2 separate regions of the Homo sapiens genome follow, and region 2 is linked to region 1. A link is an interaction called in ENCODE POLR2A ChIA-PET data of the cell type or tissue named here. Cell type or tissue: Panc1. All regions are shown on one strand. Each heading gives the region's core, and the rest is flanking DNA. Links, peaks and the distances in the headings are about the cores only.

Region 1 (2,896 bases), core at 305-2,804:
GCCCGCCAGAGCGTGGAGGCTGTGCCCGCATCCCCTTTGACCTTTGTGGGGCTTCGTGGGTCCAGGCAGTGGGGCAGCTCCCAGGGGTGGGCAGCCCAGCCCTCCCCCAGCAGGCACTCTGGGCCGTGGCCACGCTGTACCTGTGTGATGATGGCATCCAGGCCGTTGGCCCCCCAGGCGTAGTCCATAGGGTTTGAGTGCAGGACTCCCCTGGAGGTGGAAGGTGGGGTTCAAGTGGCTGACGGGCAGCTGGGGCAGGTGCGTCTATCCACCCCACTCACCAGGGGCCCAGGCTGGGGATGGGGACAGGCACCCCCTCCTACTCACCAGGGACCCTGGCTGGGGATGGGGACAGGCACCCCCACCCACTCACCAGGGGCCCAGGCTGGGGATGGGAACAGGCACCCCCTCCTACTCACCAGGGACCCTGGCTGGGGATGGGGACAGGCACCCCCACCCACTCACCAGGGGCCCAGGCTGGGGATGGGGACAGGCACCCCCACCCACTCACCAGGGGCCCAGGCTGGGGATGGGGACAGGCACCCCCTCCTACTCACCAGGGGCCCAGGCTGGGGATGGGGACAGGCACCCCCTCCTACTCACCAGGGACCCTGGCTGGGGATGGGGACAGGCACCCCCACCCACTCACCAGGGACCCAGGCTGGGGATGGGGACAGGCACCCCCACCCACTCACCAGGGGCCCAGGCTGGGGATGGTGGCGGGCGTGATGATGCCGTTGACGAGCTGCTGGATGATCCTGGAAAAGAGAGCGCCAGTCACGGGGTGAGGCCGCCCCACGCACAGGAGAGGCGCCAGGCCTGCCAGGTCCGTGGTGAGCACCAAGGGCAGGGCCAGCATCAGCTTCTAGATTAGCTTCTATTTATTTATTTTACTATGAGCCAGGGTCTCACTCTAATGCCGAGGCAGGAGAGAAGCAGCTTGATCTTGGTTCACTGCAGCCCCAACCTGCTGGGCTTAAGCGATCCTCCCGCCTCAGCCTCCCAAGTAGCTGGGACCACAGAAGAGGTCCACCACTCTCGGCTACTTTTTTTTTTTTTTTTTTTTTTTTTGAGACAGAGTTTCACTCTTGTTGCCCAGGCTGGAGTGCAATGGCACGACCTCGGCTGACTGCAACCTCTGCCTCCCGGGTTCAAGTGATTCTCCTGCCTCAGCCTCCTGAGTAGCTGGGATTACAGGCGCCCACCGCCATGCCTGGCTAATTTTTGTATTCTTAGTAGAGACGGAGTTTCATCATATTGGTCAGGCTGGTCTCAAACTCCTGACCTCAGTGATCTGCCCGCCTCGGCCTCCCAAAGTGCTAGGATTACAGGTGTGAGCCACCTCACCCAGCCTCAGCTACTTTTTAAAAATTAGAGATGGGGCCTCCCTACATTGCTCAGGCTGGTCTTAAACTCCTGTCCTCAAGAGATCCTCCCTCTTTGACCTCCCAGAGAACTGCAAATACAGCACTGAGCCACCGTGCCTGGCAAAATTAGCCACTTTTAAAGATGACATTTCCAGCAGGTGAGACACACAACCATAAAAGCATCAACCGCCAGGAGTAGGGCCCTGCGACGGCTCCCCCAGGCTCTGTTCCACCAGGAGCAGGGCCCAGCGACGGCTCCCCCAGGCTCTGTTCCACCAGGAATGGGGCCCTGCGACGGCTCCCCCAGGCTCCGTTCCACCAGGAGTGGGGCCCTGCGACGGCTCCCCCAGGCTCCGTTCCACCAGGAGTGGGGCCCTGCGACGGCTCCCCCAGGCTCTGTTCTGGGCCCAAGGCCTGGACAGCGTTTGACGACACGCGTGTGGACAGCAGTCTCCAGAGCACGTGGGCCTGGCAGGCACACGGTGCCCCACTCTGTGGTCAACCCACACACCCTGAACCGGCATACTTCTGTCTCCGAAGGGCCGTGTGGGGAGTCACAGGGGGCTGGAGGGCCTGGCCGGGCGGCCTCTCCAGAGAGCCTATGGATGATGCCACGTTTCCGTGGAACCCGTGCTGGATTCTAAGCGCCAGAACTTCCGACCTCAAGGCGTGGGGCCCTCGCGGCCACCCCCGGGGCCCCCTCACCCTTCCAGCGTGGGGACGCCTTCGTGCCGGCCGGTGGCCCGCCGCGTGGTGAGGCGGGCGCGGGGCTGTCGGGCGCCGTACCGGTGCCGGGACGGATGGTCTCTCTCCCGCCGGCTCTCAGGGTCCCTGCCGTCGTCAGCCTGCGCCCCAGGAGGGAACGTGGGGATCTCGAAGCTGTCATCGAAGATGCCGAAAGCAAACTGTCCGTAGCCCTGCGGCAGCGTGAACAGGTGCTGGTCCACGTGCTGGGGAGAGGAGGGGGGCGTGACCTCGGGGGCTCAGGCCCGTGCAGTCTGCTGGGGGCGCTAGGGCACAAAGACAAAGGAGAAAGCAAGACGGGCCCTGCTGGGTGCCGGGTGGGAGGGAGACGCAGACAGGGAGGCAGGAATTGGGCAGAGCCTGCCCCGCTGGTGTGAGATGCCTCGGTGGAAGTTTCGCTTTCATCCAAGAAACCAACCAAGCAGCGTGGGCCGCCCCAATCCCTGGCCCGGGCCCCTGGAGGGAAAAATTTCCTCCGCCGTGCGGGCAGGGAGAGCCGGGGAGGCGAGGTGGGGACAGGCTGGCGCTCGGGGCCCCGAGCAAGGCTGACACGATCGGGAAGCACGAGGGGCGGGCGACTCACCTCCAACGGTGGCCGGCTCTGGTCTGTGGGAGCTGTGGAGGGGGCAGAACCATTTTCTGTGCTCCTGGGGAGAGAGTGCAGGTCAGCAGTGCCGGCTACCCTGTGCCCCCATGCGCCAGGCGCTCCCTCCCCTCAAAAGCCTATGTTGGGAGAGCAGGAATTGTCCTTGGCACTGCTTCCCACCCGCCACCGCCCCAGCATT
Region 2 (2,896 bases), core at 1-2,500, 98 kb after region 1:
ACCTGCCAGCTCTACTGGGCTTGGAGCACGTCCGGGCAGTGGAGGGAGGGACACAGCCTGGGACAGGAAGCCTCTTGGGTTGGAGCAGGAGACCCTCATTTGCCACCCAGACCAATGTGAGCCTGCCCCCAGCCCCCTCTCATTGGAAGTGGCAAGGGGCTTCCCTCCTGGGGGCAGCTACACTCGTCCCCAGAGGCACATTCGTGCACATTCTCACAGACACCGTCTCACACGTTGGCTTTGGACAACCAGGCCCCAACTTGGTCCCTGCCCTAGGGACCTCCAGCCTGGTGCCCAGTGCTCAGGCCACCTCCTGGTCCAGTCACCACCTGCAGCCTCGGCAGGGCAGGTACAGGGGCCACCTCGGATGGGAGCCTGGGTCCCTGCCTCCGCTCTGCCCCTGGGTGGCTGGGAGGAGAGGCCCTCTCGGGGGTGACCTGGGCGTCAGCCGTGGAACCCCCTCCTCCTCCCTGGAGTCTGCCTGAGTCCCTCGAGCCGCGAGCCTTCGCTGAAGTGCCCTTGCTATAACCCCCTCTGCTTCTGGTGTGTGACGAGGCCCCCGATGTTCTTGATTTTCCCAGAGAAGCAAATAAACAGCGTGAACAGCCCCAGTTCCTGGAGTTCTTGCCTTTCAACCTGGCGAGGAAGGCGTGGCCAGGCCAGGGGGTGGGGCCTGCCGGCCTTTGAGCCATTAAAGGGAGGCTGAGCAGGGTTGCGGTGTGCTGGCTTCACCTGCCTGCACCCGCTCACCCTGAGCGCCTTGGGGTGGTGGGAGGCGCTGGAATCCCCACTGTGCAGGTAAGGCCTGGCTGTAAGGGGCTGCTGTGGGGGGGCAGGACTGGCTTCCCGGGGGGCCCTCGGGTTCTGCGGCCGCCCCGTCCTGTCCTTTGTTCCTCCCTTTGCTGGGCTCACAGCCCCTGGGTGATGACAGAGGGTCCCCTGGACACCCACAAGCTCTGTAGAGAAGCCGGCCCCTGGGAAATACACAGGAGGCCTGGGGAGGAGGTGTCTGTAGAGACCAGTGTCATGCTCACGGGAAGGTGCTGCCCCGCCAGCCCCACTCTCTCACGCTGTAGTCTTGGAGAAGTCGCTGCCTCCTCTGGGCCTCAGTTTTCCCATCTGTAAAATAAGCCTTCGTGGCCGGGCACGGTGTTTCACACCTGCAATCCTAGTACTTTGGGAGGCCGAGGTGGGCGGATCACAAGGTCAAGAGATCGATACCATCCTGGCCAACATACTGAAACCCTGTCTCTACTAAAAATACAAAAACTTAGCCGGGCGTGGTGGCTCACGCCTGTAATCCTAGCTATTCAGGAGGCTGAGGCAGGAGAATCGCTTGAACCTGGGAGGCGGAGGCTGCAGTGAGCTGAGATCGTGCCACTGCACTCCAACCTGGGCGACAGAGCGAGACTCTGTCTCAAATAAAATAAAATAGGCCTTCGGAGCCCTGAGTGGGAGGCCAGCCTCAGCCTGGGCGTGGGACGTCTCCACAGTGCCCCCAGCTCATGGGCGATCCAGCCTCCACCCTGCTGGGGCCTCAGTTTTCCCCGATGAGGTGGTGAGTGTGGTGGAGAGCACTGCTGAGGGAACTCAGGTTCCAATTCCAGCCTAAACCCCCGCCATTCCTGAGGCGCGATTTTAAGCTTTCCGTACCTCCGTTTCCCTATCTACAAGCCAGGGAGAAAAGGACGTGAAGGGGGTGGCGGGAGGCGGCGGTGGGAGGCGCCGTGAGGCCGCGCACCCTGAGCTTTCACACACCCAGCAGCGTTAGGTGCCACGCTGTCCTTTGGGGGCCCTTTATCCAGATTTGTCCTTAAACACCCCCATCTTGGCCAGGCGCCGTGGCTCGCGCCTGTAATCCCAGCACTTTGGGAGGCTGAGGCGGGGGCATCACCTGAGGTCAGGAGTTCGAGACCAGCCTGGCTAACGTGGCAAAACCCTGTCTCTACTAAAAATACAAAAATAGCTGGGCGTGGTGGCTCATGCCAGTAATCCCAGCTACTAGGGAAGCTGAGGCAGGAGAATTGCTTGAACAGGGGAGGTTGCCGTGAGCCGAGATCGTGCCACTGCACTCCAGCCTGGGTGACAAGAGCGAGACTCCGTCTCAAAAAAAAAACACAAAAAAAGCACCCCCCTCCTGAGCAGCCCTGCTGGATTCGTAGCTGGGGGCCTTTTTACTCGAAGAAGAGACTGAGGTTCAGAGGGGCTCCACAAGCAGCCCCTCTGGCGTAGGTCAGGACAGAGCCCCAGCCTGGGGAACTGAAGTCCCTGCCCCCTCAGCTGTGTTCCCTGCCCTCATAGACGGCGCTAGGCCCAGTGGCCCGACTTCCCCACAGATGCTGGGCTCCCCACAGTCCCAGCAAGGCCTCTGCACCTTGACTAAGAATCCAGGAGGACCATGGGCGCCTGAGGGCCTCTGCGTCCCCATCTCTCGGGGTGGCCTGGGTCTTTTGACGGCCTCGTGCGGTTCTTTTTTTTTTTTTTTTTTTTTTTTTTTTGAGTTGGAGTTTTGCTCTTGTCGCCCAGGCTGGAGTGCAGTGGTGTGATCTCGGCTCACTGCAACCTCCAACTCCTGGGTTCAAGTGATTCTTCTGCCTCAGCCTCCCAAGTAGCTGGGATTATAATAGCGTGCCACCATACCCCGCTAAATTTTGTATTTTTAGTAGAGACGGGGTTTCGCCATGTTGGCCAGGCTGGTCTCGAACTCCTGGCCTCAAGTGATCCGCCCGCCTCGGCCTCCCAAAGTGCTGGGATTACAGGTGTGAGCCACCAAGTCCGGCCCCCTCGTATGGGTTTTTATGTGGATGGGGCCTAGGGAATTCCTCCCAGCAGCCCTGAGGGAGCCCGGGCGTGATGTTCCCCCACGTCCCGGAGGAGAAAACAGGGCTAAGAGAGG

The links. ChIA-PET counts read pairs that join two places held together with the same protein. Peaks named below come from ENCODE experiments on the same cell type or tissue, not always from the same donor. Only the 100,000 strongest peaks of a DNase experiment are listed, where the experiment ranks them.
Region 2: POLR2A ChIA-PET joins it to region 1 with 14 read pairs; 16 of 35 experiments call an interaction of 5 or more read pairs at or near these places.

The regions. Positions count from the first base shown.
Region 1 is chr19:649,539-652,434 of GRCh38, forward strand. RNF126 (ring finger protein 126) reads right to left here. Exons shown (of 9, transcript NM_194460.3): 3 at 2,695-2,758; 4 at 2,073-2,317; 5 at 696-758; 6 at 141-210. Among named protein-coding and RNA genes, the nearest start is that of FGF22, 11 kb to the left of the region's middle. In Panc1, for the core only: no CTCF peak of the experiment used is centred there; no DNase peak of the experiment used is centred there.
Region 2 is chr19:747,719-750,614 of GRCh38, forward strand. It overlaps PALM (paralemmin), which reads left to right. Exons shown (of 9, transcript NM_002579.3): 9 at 1-611. It also overlaps a transcript of MISP not described here. Among named protein-coding and RNA genes, the nearest start is that of MISP, 1.9 kb to the right of the region's middle. In Panc1, for the core only: no CTCF peak of the experiment used is centred there; no DNase peak of the experiment used is centred there.